Linked DNA regions of Homo sapiens: region 1 is linked to region 2. Evidence: chromatin loops called from intact Hi-C (ENCODE). Cell type or tissue: IMR-90. All regions are shown on one strand. Links, peaks and the distances in the headings refer to the core of each region. The heading gives the core; the rest is flanking DNA.

The links. A loop is a pair of places that touch in the nucleus more often than their neighbours do. Peaks named below come from ENCODE experiments on the same cell type or tissue, not always from the same donor. Only the 100,000 strongest peaks of a DNase experiment are listed, where the experiment ranks them.
Region 1: a loop joins it to region 2, with 1.9 times the contacts of the local background. A loop is called at or near these places in 1 of 110 quality-filtered maps.

What each region holds. Positions count from the first base shown.
Region 1 is chr7:27,358,580-27,368,914 of GRCh38, reverse strand. No RefSeq gene overlaps it. Among named protein-coding and RNA genes, the nearest start is that of EVX1-AS, 120 kb to the right of the region's middle. In IMR-90, for the core only: no CTCF peak of the experiment used is centred there; a DNase peak (open chromatin) is centred at 4,334; H3K4me3 peaks cover 305 bases; H3K27ac peaks cover 479 bases.
Region 2 is chr7:27,555,771-27,566,105 of GRCh38, reverse strand. All of the region lies in intron 4 of HIBADH (3-hydroxyisobutyrate dehydrogenase), which reads left to right. Among named protein-coding and RNA genes, the nearest start is that of TSL, 55 kb to the left of the region's middle. RefSeq lists an enhancer at 569-1,321. In IMR-90, for the core only: no CTCF peak of the experiment used is centred there; a DNase peak (open chromatin) is centred at 5,045.

The sequences.
Region 1 (10,335 bases), core at 2,401-7,400, 200 kb after region 2:
AGACCCAGAGAGAAGCAGCAGTGTTGCCTCTGAAGACGCAGGGATGCTGGGAGGAATGTGGACGAGCAGGCCTTACTAAGGTCCCCAGGCCTAACATTTCATTCAGACCTCCTTTGTCTTGTCATATTCTCCAACACTCTTCGCTCTTCCTCAAACCTAGCAGAGAAACACACGGGTTTAACTGCTCCTTCGGCTCTGTGTCTCCTGATGGTCTCCCGTGTGTCAGAAAACTTAGATCACATAAATGTGTGTGCTCTTCTCTGTCTTTTATTACCAGGGCCCCAGCCAATAAACTTAAGATGAGCGCAAGGAAAAAATATTTTTCTTCTGCCCACAACAACTTGCTCAGATCAGAGAGGGTGTGGTGTGTGTGTGGTGTATGTGGTGTGTGGGTGTTAATGTGTTGTTTGTGAATGTGTTGTGTGGTATAGGAGTGTGTGAGGTGGGTGTGTGGTGTGTGGGAGTGTCGTGTGTGGGGTGTGAGTGTCTGTGTGTGGTTTGTGGGTGTTAATGTGTGGTTTGTGAATGTGTTGTGTTTGTAGTGTAGGAGTGTGTGCTGTGTGAGCGTGTGGTGAGTGGGTGTGTAAGTGTGTAGTGTGTGTGGTGTGTGAGTGTGGGATTGTATGAGTGTGTGGTGTGTGTGAGTCTGTGGTGGGTGAGCATGTGGTGTATGAGTGTCTGAGTCTGTGTGGTTATGTAAGTGTATGTGTGTGGTGTGAGTCTGTGTGGTGTGAGCATGTGGTGTATGTGTGAGTGTGTGGTGTGTGTGTGTGCGGTGTGTCTGAATGTGTGGGTGTTTGAGCATGTGATATGTGAGAGTGTGCGGCATGTGTGTGAGTCTGAGTGTGTGGTGTGTGTGTGGTATGTGTTAATGTGTGGTTTGTGAATGTGTGGTGTAAGTGTGTATGGTGTGTGTGTGAGTCTGAGTGTGTGGTGTATGAAAGTGTGTGTGTGATGTGTAAGTGTGCAGTGTGTGAGTCTGTGAGTGTGTGGGTGTGTGGATGTGTGGTGTGTGGGAAACAGAGAGGGCGAGCCAGGGAGAGACTCAGAGACAGAGACAGAGACAGAGAAGTCTACACACACAGCCACACGGGGCCTTTCCTGGGAGAACAGTGGTCTGTTCTACATGAGACCCTATTTGGCAGGCAGGTGTGATCGCAGTGGACTTTGTCCCTTGACATCACTTGCTCAGGGTGAAGGCACAAGAGGCATAAAAAAAGGCCTCTGTAGGCTTGACTTTCAGTGCTGTCACTGAATCCAATGTATTTGTTCAAATAGGCTTAACATCAACTCTATTTAATAAAAATGAAGTCTATTTGTTGAGCACTTACTGGGTGCCTATGGCTGTGTTAAATACTCTCATTTATTTCTCACAACAACCTTATTAGGAAGAGGAAGATATTATTGTCCCCATCTTAAAAGAAACAAAATTAAGGCACAAAAATGTTAATGTCCAGGGTCACACAACCAACATGAGGCTATGTGGATGTGACCTCAGATCTAGTTGACCCGATATCCTATTGTGGTACCCACTGCATTACATCCCCTTTAGGGGAGTGCAGGCAACTGCAAGATTGGATTGTATAAAGACTAAAAAGGTAATAGGACTAAATAGCTCATTTGTAATTTGTCAAATAATTTTACTTGCAACTTCAGTTCTGCTAAATCATATGAAACAAAAATATTACAGGCTTATTCTAGCCATTACTAGGTCTTTGAATTTGTTTGTTTTTATTGTTTAACTGTAAAACGGATAATAAAAGGCTATATGTGTTCAGGATATAAATTTTGAAAAATACAAGGAATAATAGGAAATAAAATAAAATAAAATAAAAATCACAGTCCTAATTACTACTAACATTTGATGATAACCCTGTAAAATATGGAAGAATTGCTCTCTATTAGTATTGTAATAATTTTTCTTAAAAAGCAAGTTTCACCTAACATGACTATGATGGTGAAAGAAGCTGTCAATAGCCATATTTGTCAAATACCTTACCATCTCACCACTTCGTACTCTGTTCTGGTCCTAAATGTTTTTAGAAGTAACACTGCATTATTACAGAAAACTACCTGATGTATTCATTATGCATTATTAGGAGAGGTAAGAATCTGGGGTACCTTATTAAAAATAATATAATTGAGCAAAAAACAGATAATAATTGGGCACAAATCAAATTGCCCAATAGAAAAACTGGCAAAAAGCCATGAACTTATGATTCACAAAGAAACATAAATACTTAGTAAATAGTAAACATACTCAATAAACATGAAAATATGCCCAATCTCACTATTGGTCAAAGCAACAGAGTATTATAGATATGACAACTTTTGTGCCTATCAAATGGTCAAAGGTTTACAAATAGCTCCATGTTGGAGAAGGTCTTGGAAGATAGGATCCCCCTATCCCTACCTGATGGGAGAGAAACTGGTACAATCATTTTGGAAGTATCATACATGGCAAGAGGCTTAACCCATGCATTTCTAGATCCCTTCTTTAAAAGAGGACTCTTCTCTAAGACAGGAATAGTCAGAGGTGATCAGCGATATATGCACATGGCCATTCATAGCATAATTTACAATACTGAAAAATGGAAAATGGCTTAAAAGTCCATGAGATAGGGAAACAAATTATGGAACATCTGCACAATACAGAATTAAGCTGTCATGAAAAATTTTTAAAGCAATTTAATGCCATAAGGTGATATTTACAGGAAGGGGAGGAAGCAGAATATAAAACTAAAGCTACACTAGGGTACAATTCTCATACACATACATGCAAAAAAGAAAATTTCAGGGAAATACATTAAAAAACTAACAGTTGTTACCTTTGAATGATTAATCCATGTATAAATTTCGCTTTTTTTTCTAAAATTTTCTACAAATAAAGAATATATCATCAGAAAACATTTTTAAACTTTCTAGTGGTAACTAGGCTCAGGCAAACAGAACATAAATTAAACCCCCGAATCCTACGATATCCTTCGAGGAGTCTCAGTCCTCAACCATCCCTTTCTCAGTTCATAATTATTATGGCAATTGCTAATATTTGTTGAGCAATAATATGAGCCAGGCATTATGCTAAGTACTTTACATTCAATATTACATTTAATTCTTCTAGAAGTCCAATAAGGTAGGCACAAGAATTGCCCCTGCTTTACAATAAATGAGACAATGACTTTGAGACTGAAGCGATTCACTGAAGGCGATTCAGAGATTAAAGCACAATCAAACCAGGTTTGACTCTAGCAAATCAAGGCTGACTCCAGAACAAAAACTCACAATTTTATCTGTCTCTAGGCTCTCCTCCTTCAATTAAAAGAATTCTTAATATCCAAACTATTTAGTTTTCCATGTTCCGAGCTCTTTGAAAGGAAATGACTGTTTAGAGCTAAGAAATAGCTACAGTAAATAGTGAGAGAAAATGTGCTCTGTCACTTTACAGAGCACAGTCACCAAGTCTGGCTTTGTAGGTGTAAGACCTGTGAAGTTGCATAGGGCCTGTGCTTAAAAGGGCTCCATGCTTGATTTAATGCTTTGCTGTCACTGTCGTATAATTCTTAATAATTTTTGAACAAGGAGTTCACATTTTCATTTTGCACAGAGCCCTGCAAATTATGACACCAATCCTGCTAGTCACACGTGAGTAACTAAGCCTCAAACGTCATTTAAAAAGACATAGTGTTTGGGGTTTGGAGTTGTGTTCTTTGCTTTTTATTACCTACCTGGGCCTGAAGCCTAGGGAGAAGGTATTTTCCCCTGCTTAAATGAATCTTCCACTTGAAAACACACGATGGTATTAAAGGAAGCTGGGCACCTCCTCCTCAGCATCTCCAGCGACCTCCATTTTAAGCAGTGCTCTCTGAGCATACATCCTCTGTACTGTGGGATCTGGCCCATCAGACCCTGGTGTGTTTGGCTGGGCCTAGATTAACAGCCAGAGTGTGGCTTGTCTTCAGGGTAAGAGGTGGTGCCTGATGCGATGAAGGCTTTGCATATTTAGAACACCAAGGATTCTCCAGACAAAAAATTTAAAGTTTCCTAGTGCGTACTGTTCTATAAGGTAATTGTCGGGGAGGACAGATAGAGTTGTGTAAGCTGTATGGCCCTACTCTTTTCAACAAGGTTGTGGCTCGGACAGCAGTTTGGTATAAGAAAAACACATTGCTGGTAAACTAACTTCAGCACATTGGGGAATATTTTGGACTGCCAAGCCTTGCTTCAGGGAAAACAATGAACTCTCACCCATTTTCCCTCTTAGAATTGCACAAGACTCTCTATGACTAACTCCTCTGTGTACTTTCACTTCAGAAATGGGGTCTAGGAGAGGATGAAGTTAGGGACTCGGGGAGTGAGTGCTTCTGGCAAACCCTGGCTTTCCTGAGCGTAAGGCACAGCCATTGTGCCTGTGAGAAGCCCAGGGTCTGGCAGAAGACCAAGCAGAAGCCATGTGGGAGAGCACAGATGCTGCTGGGGAAACAAGAAGCTGCATAAGAGACTGCGAAACAACCAGGATTTAGTTGTTTCATCAGTCCCTCTGGCCAAACGAAAAAGGTCTCTTTGGCTACCTTGTTCCATAACAAACACATGGATTTCCTCAAACGTGTGGCCTACTGAAATCTTACAAAGTAACTGTAGAGGACTCTGTTGATTGTCTACCCATCACCCATTCTCACCTCTTTCTTCCTACAAGGATCCTGCTTTTGTTCAGATAGATTCCCTCTTCAGAATAACCAGTCACTCAGAATTGGCTTTGATTAGACTAAGCTCATCAAAGTAATCCCATGGTCCACGCTAGTCACTGACTGAGGATGTCATGCACTCCAATTCTGGAGAAAGAAAAATCTTGCTGGAAGTTTCCAGGAAAGTCCTACCTTGCTTTTAAGAGATAACAATGGGGACATCAGACTGTCAACCTGGTAGGGGTGAACTAGGAGGCATGCTGCCTCAATTGCTACCAACCACCAGCCAGAAGCCAAAGTCAGCTCCCAGAAGGGCACAGAACAGAAAGAACTGCAGAAAAACAGAGTCAAAACCTAGATGGAACCAAGCCTGAAGCCCACCCCGTCTTGGTTTCTCATTACACAAGCCAATGCAACTCTTTATTATTTAAGCTTGCTTGGGGTGGCCTTTCTATTACCTGCCAGTGAAAGCACAAAATGATCCTTCACAGTAGAGTCAACCTGGGATTCTGAAGAATCGGGCTCTAAGCACCAGCCAATTTGCTGTATAAACTACTTTGTGCAAGTCCCAATTTACCCAAACCTCAGTTTTCTCATCTAGTAAAACTGGCCATTGTAATACCTCTATTGTTTACTTTGGCGGAATATCACAAGAGGTGAAAAAATAAAAGATACGAAAGTCTTTGGAAACAAGTAATTGTTATACACATATGAGATACTGTTACTATTAAATAAATTTAAAATCGTCCAAGAAATCTTGTTTTCCTGGATACATACATAAATAACACTGTCTTACTTTGAGTTTCCATATTTTCATTCTCCTTTCCCTTCTCCAACCACACTTAGCACCTCACAGATGTGTAGGAGGCCGTGACAGATCTTTCTAAAATCACTTTTTTTCTCTATTCAGCAGATTCCCAAAATACCAAGCAAAAAGATTCAGTAAATTTTGTAAAGCATCTCCTTGAAGCCCCTCCCATTATGTGCTCAGCACAGGAATATAAGATGTGGTACTGAAAAGGCTTTTTGAGGCCAGAAAGAAATTTGTCTTATCCTGGAACAGGCAGAACGTGGGGGTACATTTATCCTCCTAACAGGTAAATGAAATTGTCAAAGGCCTGTAATGGATTGGCAAAATTTTAAATGGAAACTGTGTGTGTTTTCAGAAATGCACTAACTTGTGATCATTCATTGCAGAGGGAAATTAAACTCAAGTGAGGAAAAGGAAAATCCAGCCTATGAAAAACACATAAATGCAAAGCAAGGAGCACTGAGAATCTGGGAGACCAACTGGTCAATTAAGTACCATGTAAAGATTTCCAATTTTTTTGTAGTAAATTATTTATTTAGCTCTTCCATACCATCAATATATTTTACAAGTTTAATACCCAAATTATAGCTGGCCCACCCATTTATGGCCCCATAAATGAGTCCTGACTTACCAATGTGAATTCTTGTTCCTAGCAGTGTCAGATTTAGATTGGATTTGGATCTATTGCTTTTATCCTTATCAGACATTTCGAGGCTGATATTTTATTGCTATATTTAAAATGGAAAGTGCTTTAAAATAGACTTGGGAGGGAGCACAACTGATTCCTGCCCCGATATGTCATTTCCTGACTTAACATCCCACTATAACCTAGGTTAAAGGGTTGGAAGTCCACACAGAATCCTTCTCCATCGAAAACTTCCCCCCACACAGAGAATTTTCTTGGAGGAAAGTGAGTGATTATAAAAAGAATGACTTTAATCTTAAGTAAGAGTAGCTGGGGCTTTCAGTAGTAAAACTGACAGGCAATTTCCATGCCTATATACTTTGTAAGTCAAATGAATAATAAAGAATATAAATGAAACACATCTCCCCATTTCTTAAGTTTTGAAGTGTATATGGAGCTAAATTGTCAAGCCTTGTTTCTCAAGGTTTGGATTTTGTAAAATACGTAGAACAAACCAATAAATTAACGGCAGAAGAGAAGACTAACAAGTCAAACCTGGGAAACAGCTTCCACTTATGTTATAAAAAGTATTATAGCCCTAAGATTGGTAAATCCCACAGAGTTATAAATACAAAAACAAATGTAAGATATGATCTATGACACCTAAAATTATAACAATATCTGATTGCGGCTTTCAGGCCTTGAAAAAAAAAGTCACCAAAATAATTTTTTTAACCTTTTTACGTTAGCTTTTTGTTTACATTTACATTATAACTTGTTTTTAATTTTTATAAAAGATTGTTTAATGGACTATAAAATAACAAACCTTAACTTGCAGTTCATAGGAACCAGCCAAGCTCCATGGAAGAGGGAACGGAAAAGCTCAGCCTTCACACTCGCCCTGGGAACAGAAGCCAAGGGCAGGCCGCTCCTTGGAGCTCACTGTTCTCATATGAAAAACGGGCTTATCTCCCGGAAATATACCAGGGGCGGAGTGCTTTGGAGAAGCATGGTATTTGGTTTATCAGTCTGTTTTCACGCTCCTGATAAAGACATACCTGAGACTGGGCAATTTACAAAAGAAAGAGGTTTAATTGGACTTACAGTTCTGTGTGGCTGGGGAAGCCTCATGATCATGGTGGAAGGCACAGACTGCAGGAGGCAAAGAAACAAAACTTGCGCAGGGGAACTCTTCTTTTTAAAATTGTCAGATCTCGTGAGACTTATTCACTATCGCGAGACTAGCACAGGAAAGACTTGCCCCCATGATTCAATTACCTTCCACTGGGTCCCATCCACAATATGTGGGAATTCAAGGTAAGATTTGGGTGGAGACACAGCCAAACCGTATTATTTGGTTTTAAGAGAAATTATTAAGAAAAAAGAAAGAAATACCTTATCAAGGTACTCAGAGTTGTTTTTTAAATGTAACCAGATAAGCTTTACAATTCCAGCCCCCAACCTTCCGCCTGGCTCCAGCACCACACCTGCACACCTTCCCCTAGGCCAGCTATAGAATTTGTGGGGCCCAGTGCAAAGTGAAAATGTGGGACCCCTTGTTCAAAAAGCAGGGGGAAATACCGTTAAAGATACTAAATTATAAAGGTTTTTCCTTTCTTCCCTAGTTGTCATGATGTGTTCTTATTTGCTATGTGATGTTGTACTAAAGAAAAATTTTAAGTTAAAATTATTAGCATGAATTTTACCATTCTTTTTTTTTTTTTTTTTGAGATGGAGTCTCACTCTTGTCACCCAGGCCGGAGTGCAGTGGCCGATCTCAGCTCACTGCAACCTCCGCCTCCTGGGTTGAAGCAATTCTCCTGACTCAGCCTCCTGAGTAGCTGGAATTACGGGCGCCCACCACCAAGCCCAGCTAATTTTTGTACTTTTAGTAGAAATGGGGTTTCGCCATGTTTGCCAGGCTGGTCTCGAACTCCTGACCTCAGGTGATCTGCCCACCTTGGCCTCCCAAAGTGCTGGGATTACAGGCGTGAGCCACCGCGCCCAGCCACCATTCATTTTTATATTGTGCAACATCAGTTATAAATGCAAATATAGGAACATTTAACTTGTATGTAGAATCACCAAAATTGCACAATTCACATTTTGTACCTCATACATGCATATGTATTTTGTTCTCACCAGAACAGTAAATATTCTGCACAAAACAAGCTCAGCTTGTCTTCTTTCACTGCTTGATAAGTGCATATGCTATCAACCCTCTCTACCTTCGGCTTACTGATAAGCAAGGGGGATCTGAAAGGAAAGGAAACTATGATTTGCCCTATCTTTCCCTTTCCTTTTATGTCATCTTTTTCAGTGTAAGTGGTGACTATTACAGGGAAGCAACATGAATAAGAAAGGATGTGATAGGGTTCCTTGGCCACTTGTGTTTCTTTCTTTCTTTTTTTTTTTTTTTTTTTGAGACGGTCTCACTCTATTGCCCAGGCTGGAGTGCGATGGCACGATCTTGGCTCACTGCAACCTCTGCCTCCCAGGTACAAGTGATTCTCCTGCCTCAGCCTCCCGAGTAGCTGGGACTACAGGCACGCACCACTACGCCCAGCTAATTTTTGTATTTTTAGTAGAGATGGGGTTTTGTCATGTTGGCCAGTCTGGTCTCGAACTCCTGACCTCAGGTGATCTGCCTGCCTCTGCCTCCCAAAGTGCTGGGATTACAGGCGTGAGCCACTGCGCCCAGTTCATCTGTGTTTCTTAGAATTCCACTACTTCTTCCTGCATTTGAAGCAAATTCTGGAAAGCACGTCTTCTAATGGAAAGCATGGCCTCTTGGGGCTTTCTGCTGCCCTGCTTACTCAGTTGTAGGCATCAGACGCTTCCCTTTTTTTTACACTTAGTCTTTTTGAGTCTTGTTGAATTCTCATGCATTGTGGGACCGCTGAAATTTTGTGCTTATTAAGCATCATGGGTTCTTTATGCAAATGAGGTGATAAGGAACAGGAAACATGAATATTGCAAATGTCTTCTCTGCTCATGTATGTGTTCCGTGTCCCATCAGACTTTATGTACAGAACACAAGTTCAAAAATAAGATTAGTAAGAATTTCAAGATGATGACAGCAGAGCCTTACACTGAGTGTGGGCCTTCTGAGCACCAGACTGTGCCACTGCCCAAGTTGCGCACCCATGAAACTCTGCCTTCCACTAAACCCCTACCTGGAGGGATGCCCAGTGAGGGAGTTGGTCACAAACCGCCAATAAGCTCTTCTGTATTCAGATACTTATTACCTGCACTGCCCTGGCCTTGCTTAGGGAAGTCCCTCTAGAGAGCCATTTCCCTCCTCCTCCCTTTTTCTTTCTTCCATTTCCTCCTCTTCATTTCTTCTCCCTCCTCCTCTTCCTCACCCTCTTGCCCAACACATAGTAATCCCAGCCTGCCCCAGTTACTTCTAGATTTTGAGGAAATGCAAAATAGCTCCTCCAATTCAAGAGCAGAAAAACAGACTACATCCCCATTTGCTTAGATCTTCCCATTTTTCTCTTAAAACAGTATTTATGCTCTATGCAATGGAGCAAATTTCAGTAAACGCTCACTCTTGCCCAATTTTAAAAGCTAGATGGCAAAGAATAGAGTTTTTATTTATTGTATTATCTGGACATTACTTCAGTGGGGGAGGCAAGTTACTTTTTAAAAAATCATGGGTTGGAAATTTTTAAATTTTTATGCATAATGCTACTTTATGTGAGTAAAGAAAGAACCCACCTAAAATAAATCACAAGTTTTGGATAAAACCCATGCATTTCTATATGCAGTGCAACTTAACTCTAGAGGGGAAAAAATGACTAGGCTCTAGAATAATAAGGAAACGGAGTTGAGATGATTAAGATTGCCTAAATGGATTCTGAAACAGACAGATATTTGGAAACTTTTTTCACTCACTGAAAAATGATGTCTGTGGGGAGAAAGATTTTTCCATTTTTTGTTATTTTCCCCATTTTGTCTTTCTCTTCCCAGCTAGCATTTCTAGAGTTCTCAGGTTTGTAGAATACTTAATGAAGAAACAAGCCTCTCAGATCTCAGGTTCCTAAAAAAAAAGAGAGTGAGAGAGAGAGAAAGAAGCCTGCAGAGCTACTCAATCCACAGTTTTTTTCTCATTTTGCAGGTGTCTAGAAATATTAATATTTTCACTTCAACTGTAAGATTGGTAACTGTCCAAATTAGGAAAGGGAACAGGTAGATGATCTCCTCCATTGCTT
Region 2 (10,335 bases), core at 1,929-6,928:
TTTATACTGTACACATAAAAATTCTGATCAACATATTAAGAAATTGAATCAGCAATACATAAAAAGAACAATACAGCCATGTGGGATTTATCTTAGAATGCAAATCTTGTTCAACTGAAATCAGTCTTTGTAATATTAATAGTCTAAAGAAGACTTGATGCTAATATCCATATGTATATATATGTATACAGAATATAATGTATGTATGACATATAGATGACATATATCTGTATGTCAGAATTCAACATCCATTCATGATAAAAGCTCTCAGCAAACTAGGAATAGAAGGGAACTTCCTAAAACTGATAAAGGCATGTACTAAAACAAAAACAACCTATAGCTAACGTTATACTTTGTAGTGAAAGACTAAATGCTTTCCCCCTGAGATCAGACAACACAGGATATCTACTCTCACTGCTTAGTCTCTCACTAGAAATCTTAGCCAGTACAATAAAGTAAGAAAAATAAAAAGAAATAAAACTATTCATATTCACAAATGACATGATTGTCCATGTAGAAAAGTTCAAGGAGTCTACAAGTAAATGCTTATAAACAGTAAATGAGTTTCCTAAGGTCATAGAACACAAGGTCAACATACAGAAATTCATCATATTTCTCTATACTAGCAATCAACATTGGTGTTTTAAGATATAGAGTTTATTATTAAGCAGGTATAGTGAGGCCAACAGATCAGGACACCACTACCATTGAGAAGATAGTTTATTACTTACAGTTCCCAAGAGGAGGGGCCGTGTCACACCACACAAGGCCATATGGGGATGCATCAGGGTCGATCAGGAGGCAGAAGGAACAGAAGGAAAACGTGGGCAAGAGCCTTTGTTGTGGTTTCCACATGAAAGAATGGATGAGGCAGGGTAAGCAGGCTTAGGCTTGGCTAGTTTGAATAATTTCAGCAGTTTTGGGGTGTAGGGGCTATCTCTAAGTGTCTGGTACTTGGCCCTGGGGTGATTAGAGCAGAGAAATAGTGGCTTGGAGCATAAGAGCTCTATAATGCAGGTAGTTGGGGATGTGAGCTTTAGATTGGTTGGTTTGCATATGAAAGGCACGCTTAAAGGTTAGTCTTTTACTCTCTCTAGGAATTGATTAGCCCTGGGAGGGGTAGTCTCTCCAGGATCAGCAAGGGCCCAGATTTCAAAACATCAGAAATAAATTAAAAGGCATAATTAATGCAATTGGTAACTGACATTTAAAACATTATTATTTACATTTGTTTCAAAAACTAAATTACTTGCTATAAATCTAAATGTGCAGAACATGTGAAAACTACAAAAGTTGATGAAAGAAGTTAAAGAAGACCTAAATAAATGAAGTGTACTGTGTTCATGGATTGATGGATTTGAAGACTCTGTGTAGTAAAGATGTCAATTTCCCCCAATTTAGCACTATTACTTTTTATTGCATCTATAGAGAAATTGACATTAATTTTATATGGAAAAACAAAATAACTAAAATAACCAAAGCAATTTTGAATGTGATTAATAAAGTTGGAGAAGTCACATTACTCAATTTTCATACTTACTTCAAAGCTATACTAATAAAATGTGGTATTAGTGAAAGACATAGAGATCAGTGAAACAGAAGAGAGTTTAAAATAAGACTCGTGAATGTTTTTGTTTTTTGACAAATGTGCAAAGGCAATTCAGGGAGAAGGGATGGTCTTTTCGACAAATGATAAACAATTCTACATATATTAAGAAAAAAAGGTTGTTGATCTATAGCTCACATCTTATATAAAAAATAACTCAAAATGAGCTAAATGTAAAACTTACAGAAGAAAATATATGAGAAAATCCTTCTGGCCTTGGGTTTGGAAAAAATTCTGTGATATGGCACCCAAAGCATAATTCATAAAAAATAATTGATAAATTGTACTTTATGAAAATTAACGGCCAGGCACGGTGGCTCACGCCTGTAATCCCAGCACTTTGGGAGGCTGAGGCGGGCAGATCACAAGGTCAGGAGATCAAGACCATCCTGGCTAACATGGTGAAACCCCATCTCTACTAAAAATACAAAAAATTAGCTGGGTGTGGTGGCAGGTGCCTGTAGTCTCAGCTACTTGGGAGGCTGAGGCAGGAGAATGGCGTGAATCCGGGAGGCAGAGCTTACAGTGAGCCGAGATCGTGCCACTGCACTCCAGCCTGGGCGACAGAGCCAGACTCCATCTCAAAAAAAAAAAAAAAAGAAAATTAACAAACTTCTCCTCTGCTAAAACACTGTTAAGAGGCTGAAAAGACAAGCTGCAGCCTAAGAGAAATGTTGCAAACTACATGTTCAACCAAAGCCATGTAGCCAGAATGTATAAACATTTCTCAAAAGTCAACAATAAAACAACCAACTCAATTAGAAAATGAGCAAAAGATTTCAACAGACATGTCACCAAAGAAAATACATGGTTGGCAAATAAGCACATGAAAAGATGCTTGACATCATTACCATTAACAAAATTCAAACTAAAACCACAGTGAAATACCAGTACACATCATTTATAGAATGGCTACAGCAACTTTTAAAATACAACAGTTTAAGTGCTGATGAGAATATGGAGCAACTGGAATGCTCATATTCCTAGTGGAGATGCAAAATAGCACAACCACTTTGGAAAACAATTTGGAAGCTTTTCATAAAGTTAAACATACACTTATCTAAGTTTCCAGCAATCCTACCTCTCGGTAAACCTTCATGCTAGCCTGGATAAATGAAAACTTGTGTACACACAAAAACCTGTACCTGAATTCATGATCCACTAAAACTGAAAACGACTTAAAAATCCTTCAATGGGTGAATGGATAAACAAACCGTGTAACCTCCATACAGGGAATATTACTCAGCAATATAAAGGGATATGCTGCTGATACCCACAATAACAGGTAACCCAAAGGCATTGTATGAGTGAAAGAAGTCAGTGTGAAAGGTTATATTCTATGATTATGTTCATATAACATCCTGGAAAGGCAAAACCGTGGGAATGAACAACAGATAGTAGGATCAGGAGTTGGAGAAGGCAAGAGGGTTTGACCACAAAGGGGTAGCATGAGAGAACTTCTGGGGGTGAGAGAATTATTTCGTATCCTCACTGATGATGGTGGTTGAATGAATGTATACTTGCTAAAACTTGTAGAACTTTACACACACATAAAATTTAATTTTACAGCATGATAATTTCAAAATAAAAAAAGGAATGATGATTAAACATAGACATTTTCAGTAAACAAAGACTGATAAAATTTAACACCAAGAGATGTACATTAAAAGAACATCTAAAGGTTATCCTTTGATCCTAAAGGATCCTAAAGGGAAGTCTGAGATATGAAAAGAAATGGCAAAGGCTGAGTGTGGTGGCTCATACCCATAATCTCAGCACTTTGGTAGGCCAAGACAGGACGATCACTTGATCCCGGAAGTTTGAGACCACCCTGGGCAACATAGCTAAGCATTGGTGGCTTGTGCCTGTGGTCCCAGCTACTCAGGAGGCTGAGGTAGGAGGATCACTTGAACCAGGGAGGTTGAGACTGCAGTAAGTCATGATTGCACCACTGCACATCAGTGTGGGCAACAGAGCAAGATCCTGTCTCAATTTTAAAGAGAGAAATGATAAACAAGAAATGTAAACACAGAATTTGAATTTAAATGGTCTATAAGATTGGGTAATTTAAATTATTTGGATAAATCTGAAAATATCTAAATAAAAATAAAATATAAATTGTGGAATTAAAGAACTAAAATACTGAACAGAAGTAATGTGTGAGCAAGGAATGTCTAAAGGTCTTCTGTTCTATGAAAGATAGATCAAGATTTGATTAACTTTTCAGTTTAACTTCAAGTATGCATGGTGAAATTTTGAAAACAATAAAAATAAAGTATATTATTTCCAAACCAGTAAAGGAAAAAAGAAAACAGAAACAACTCCTGAATCAATTTAAAAAACAAGAAAGGAGGGGAAATAAAAATCACATAGAGGAAAAGCACAAAGTAAAATAGTAGGAAAAAATGGATTAAATGTACCCAATTAAAGACAGATTTTTATCATGTTGGATTTTTGAAAACTCCTGCTGAATCTTATTTATAAGACACACACCCCTAAAACATAAAGACTCAGAAAATATAAGTATCTTTTTCTTACATACCATGCAAATTCCAATCAAAAGAAATATGGATTTACTAATATCTAATAAATGGGTTAATTAATTAAATGTAACAGTTCTTAAGATTAAAAAGCACTGTTAGGGATAAAGAGGATCATTACTAATTAAAAGGCTTAAAAAGATATGACAATGTAAACGTGTATGTATTGTACCTAATAACCTCAGAAATGTATAAAGCAAAAAATTGTAGAACCACAAGAAGAAATTTATAAATGTCTACTGTCACAGTGGGACCTTTCAGTATACTTCTCTCAGTTGATGATCAAACAACAAAAATATTGGTAAATATATAGACTTGAATAAATTTGATCAGGTGGACACATGTAGAACCTCATATCCAGCAATTGAAGAAATGTATTTCTCAAGACACATCAAAAAATTATTAATAATTGACCACACAATAGGCCATGAAGCAAGTCTCCAGCATCAATGAATCTGTATCTTATAGACTGCATTCTTTGACTACATTGTTGACTACAATGCAATGTAATTAGTAGTAAAAATACAATTAAAACCTATACATTTAAAATTTAGAATCACATTTCTAAAGAATTTATTTTTTTTAGTCAAATAAGTCATATAAGAAAAAATGTTAGAACTCAACAGTAATGAAAATCCTGTATATTAAACTGGGATGCAGCTGCAGCAGGACTTTTAAGAAACTGAGAATGCAAGTTTTGAGTGGAATTTGAAAATATAAGGGGCAAGGTGAGTATTAGAAAACTTAAATTTTTTCCAATATAAAGTACACAGTGAAAACTAAAATGAACTCAACAAGAAGTGAATAACCCAGTTTAAAAATGGACAAAGGATTTGAACAGACATTTCCCCAAAGAAGATACACAGATGACTAATAAGCACATGAAAATATGCTCTACATCACTAACCATTAGGGAAGGGCAAATCAAAACCACAAAGAGATTACACTGAACACTCATGAGAATGGCTACTATTAAAACAACAAATAGAAAACAAGTGGTGTTGAGGATGTGGAGAAATTAGAACCCTTTTGCACTGTTGGTAGGAATGTAAAATAGTGCAACCACTGTGGAAAATGATATTGGTGGTTCTGCAAAAAATTAAACATGTAATTACCATATGATCCAGCAATTTTACTTCTGGGTATATGCCCAAAGAATTGAAAGCACATATGTTCATAGCAGCAGTACTCATAGTAACCAAAAGGTGGAAACAACCCAAATGTCCATCAGTGGATAAATGGACAAACAAAATGTGGTATATGCACGTAATGGAATGTTATTGAGACAGTATTCTCAAGGTTAAAGAACAAAATGCAGCTCTTTGCTCTTTTTAAGAAATACCTGAAACAAAATTATATTAAAGGCTAACAATAAAAGAAGAAACAACGATATATTTATTTTGGGTACAATATACACTACTCAGGTGACAGGTGCTCTAAAATCTCAGACTTCACCACTATACAATTCATCCATGTAACCAAAAACCATTTGTACCCCAAAAGTTAATGAAATAAAAAATATTTAAAATAAATGAATAAAAGGCTGAGTGCAGTGGCTCACACCCGTAATCCCAGCACCATGGGAAGCAGAGACAGGTGGATCACTTGAGGCCAGGAGTTCAAGACCAGCCTGGCCAACATGGCGAAACCCCGTCTCTACTAAAAATACAAAAAATTAGGCGTGGTGGTGCACGCCTGTAATCCCTGCTACTTGGAAGGTTGAGACAGGAGAATCGCTTGAACCTAGGCAGTGAAGGTTGCAGTGAGCTGAGATCTCACCACTGCACTCCAGCCTGGGCAACAGAGCAAGACTCTGTTATCAAAATAATAATAATAGAAATGTAAACAAGATTTGATGGCAACATCATATTACAGAAACTAAAACTTAGGGCAGAATTTGTGATGAACAGGGATGTCTTATAGTGGAACAAAACTGCACAACTTGTGAAGAGGAAACAAAATTATGCACTTTTATGCATACAGCATTATTATATATCAGTGAATACATAAAGGCAAAATCTTTAGAAATTTACGAGTTTGATTTAAAACTACAGTTATATTGGACATTTATAATAGTTCTCTCAGCATTTGACAGATCAAAATGACAACACATATAAAAGTAATTAACAGTGATGCTTAGTTTAATAGAATACTACAAATAGAGAATATACTTTCTTATCACATTTCCATGGGGAGAACTGGCCACAGATAAAACGTTTAAAGATTCAGAAATAGAAAATCCTGTCATATTCCCTAATCACAAGGGCATATATAGTTTTTGTGATTCCCTACTCATAGGGTTTTTTTGTTATTGTTGTTTTTTGAGACAGAGTCTTGCTCTGTCACCTAGGCTGGGCTGCTCTGCAGTGGAGTGATCATACCTCACTGCAGCCTCAACCTCCTGGGCTCAAGTGATGCTTCTGCTTCAGCCTCCTAAGAAGCTGGGACTGTAGGTTTGGGCCACCACACCTGGCTAATTTTCTTTATTTTTTAAATTTTTTCTAGAGATGAGATCTTGCTTTTTTGCTTAAGCTGGTCTCGAACTCCTGGCCTCAAGCAATCCCCCTGCCTTGGTCTCATAAAATGCTGACATTATAGGCATGAGCCACTGTGCCCAGCCTAAATACAGTTTTAAGCTGTGGTTTTGGGTTGATTTGTGGGCTCCCAAAATTCATATGTTGAAATCCTTAACCCAAGTATCTCAGAATATGACCATCTTGGAGATACGGTCCTCACAAAGGTAATGAAGTTAAAGTGAGGTCATTAAGGTGGGCCTTAATTTAATATGATTGTTCTCCTTACAAAAAGGGGAAATTTAGACACACACATAAAAGGAAGATGATGGGAAGACACAGGGAGAAAACAGTCATCCACAAACCAAAGAGAAAATCCTGAAACAGATCCTTCCCTCACAGCCATCCAAAGGAACCAATCCTGCCAACACCTTAATCTGAGACTTCTAGCCTCCAGGACTGTCAGACAGTAAATTTCTGTTGTTTAAGCCACCCAGTTTGTGGTACTTTGTTATGATGGCCCTGGCAAACTAATACAGCTACCATTTCAAACTTGAAAATATTCTGCTGGATAGTTTTAAGATCAGAGAAGTTTTAAGCTAAAATAAATGAAAATGAGAACATTTTACATAAAAAATATGAGGGCTCCTCCTTTCCTGAATGCGATTTGGCCCCCTTATAAAGCTAAAACTGTGGAAGAGATTTTATAGACTAAATGCTTGTGTTTTGTTTTGTTTTTGTTTTTTGTTTTTGAGACTGGGTCTTGCTCTGTGGTCCAGGCTGGAGTGCTGGAGTGAATATGGCTCACTACAGCCTCAACCTCCTGGACTCAAGCAATCCTCTTGCCTCAGCCTCCTATGTAGCTGGGACCGCAGGTGGATTGCTTGAGCTTAGGAGTTTGAGACCAACTGGCAAATGGCAAGACGCCATCTCTACAAAAAAATACAAAAAAGTAGCTGGGTGTGGTCATGCCTGTCTGTGGTCCCAGCTATTTGGGAGGCTGAGGTGGGAGGATTGCTCGAGCCTGGGAGTTGGAGGTTGCAGTGAGTCGAGATTGTACCACCACACTCCAGCCAGGGTGACCGAGCGAGACCCTGTCCCCCCAAAAAATGGAAAATAAGCAGATCCTCTAAAACTCAATAAACTAGAATAAAACAAATATAAATCTATTTAAATAAGAAGAGAAATGTGACAAATGTGGTAATTGGAATTAATTAGGAAATTAGTTAACAACAAGAAAAATAGAGTCATTGAATAAAACCAAGAACTGGTCTTTCAGAAGACAAATCTTTAAGAAGTTTCACCAAGAAAAATAGAAACCATAAGCATCAAGAATAAGATAAGAGATTGCACACAGATATGGATGAAATAAGGAATTATAAGTTTGTGGGCAGAAAAATGGAAAGTCCAGAAGAAATAGGTGATTTTCTAGAAAAAAATGTTACCAAAATTGATTCAAGAAGAGGTAAACACATGAGTAAACTTCCAACGACCAGAGATATTCAGACAGCCATTACTAAGAAGGAACAAAGTAAAGATGGTTTTAAAAGACAAATCTTATGTAGTCTTCAAGTAATACTTAGTTCTTGTATATTGTGCTACGGTTTGAATGTGTCCTCTCCAAAATTCAGGTGTTAATACTTACTGGCCAATGTAAAGATATTAAGAGGTGGGGTCTTTAAGAGGTGATTAGGTCATGAGGGTTCCTCCTTTCCTGAATGGGATTAGGCCCCCTTATAAGAAGCTTAATGGAGGGATTTTGTTCTGCTTGCCCTTCTGTCTTCTGCCATGTGAAGACACAATGTTCCTCCCCTCTGGAGGGGATACAGCAACAAGCTGCCATCTTGGAAACAGAGAGCAGCCCTCACCAGACAACTGAACCTGTTGGTGCCTTGATCTTGGACTTCCCAGCCTCCAAAACTGTGAAAAAATACATTTCTGCTCTTTATAAATTTCCCAGTCTGTGATATTCTGTGATAGGAGCACAAAACAGACTAAGACAATATGTAACTATATAATATAGTTTAATATTATTCTTGGTTCTGAGGTCTAGAATAGTACTTAACAAATTTAACAAGAAATGTGTAAGACCTATATGAGGAAGATGACAAAACTATAAAGGCAAAATAAGATCTGAATAAATGGAGACACCACTTATCTGCTTGGAAAAGCATGTAAACATGTCCATTCTCTTGAGATAATATATAAATTGTAATGCAAAACCGTGTTATTTCTTAAAAAAAAAACCTTAAGCTCATCTGGGAGAATAAGTAAATAAAAAATGCCAATTTTTTTTTTTTTCCTTTTTAGACAGGGTCTCACTCTGTTGTTCAGGCTGGAGTGCAGTGGTGTGAACATGCCTCGCTATAGCCTCAACCTCCTAGGCTCAAGTGATCCTCCTGCCTCAGCCTCCTGAGTAGCTAGGACCACAGGCATGTGTTACCATGTTCAGCTAATTTTAAAAATTTTTGTCAAGACAGGGTCTCACCATGTTGCACAGGCAGGTTTCCTGGGCTCAGGCTCTATCCTCTTCTATCCTCCTTTATCCTCTATCCTCCTGCCTTGGCCTCCCAAATATTATAGGCACCTGCCCAAAAAAATTTTTTAATAAGACAATTAGGACTCCATAAATATCAGAACACAGTATAAAGTTACAGTGATTAAAACAGCATCATATTTGTTCAAGAACAGACAGACTGGGAGACAGAGTTAAGTCCCCAAACAGACCTTTGTATGTATAGGTACTTAGAATCTGAGTAAGGCAATCAGATCAGTGGGGAAATGAATTCTTTAATAAATTGTGTTAGGACAATTCATTGTGGGGAGCAGATCCCTACTTCACCCCATACACTGAAAATAAATAGCAGATGGATTAAATAACTGATTGTTTTAAAAAATGTGTAAGAAGGCCAAAGAAATGTCTAAGAGAATTCTTTCAAAATCTTAGAATGAGGAAAACCTTCTGAAGCAAGACAAATAATAAAAAACCATTAAAAAATTAACAGATCCAAGAATTGAAAACACACACACATCTTTGTGACAAAAAGAAAAGTTAAAAGGCAACAACAGACTGAGGGAAATTATTTGCAAAATATATAACAGAGTAGACATAAAATCTATAATTAACAAGAAAAAGACCAAGAATCAGGAGAAAAGTAAAGAAACATGATAGGCAGTTTACTGAAGAGGAAACCCAGTGAACTATGTAAAAAGATACTCGACTTTTCTAGAGGACACAGAATGACTATCGTGTATCAAGCATTGCTTATGTAGTCTTTCACAGTCCTGTCGAAGCAGATATTATTAACAAGTGAGAAAACTGAGTCTTAGAATTAGTAACTTATGGTGGACGTTTTTTCAAATACTGTAATTTATCAAAGTGGAATGTTTTTTGCATTAAGTTAAAATCCTTTCTGTATTCTCTAATTCACGACTATCTTTAAATTTTGTTTTCAGAATACACTTGAAGGTGTTTATTTAGTATGCCCCTTGAAGAGAAAGGGCAAGGAAAGAAATGCAGTTGGCTACCCTTGATCATGTGACCCTAACAGGTTAAGCTTTCAGGACACACACTTGCATGCATATATATTTGACTTGAGAAGATAGACATGATTTTTACGAGGATTTGTTTCTGTTCTACTTTGGCAAATACTGCATGAATCATGTCTCTAGATTT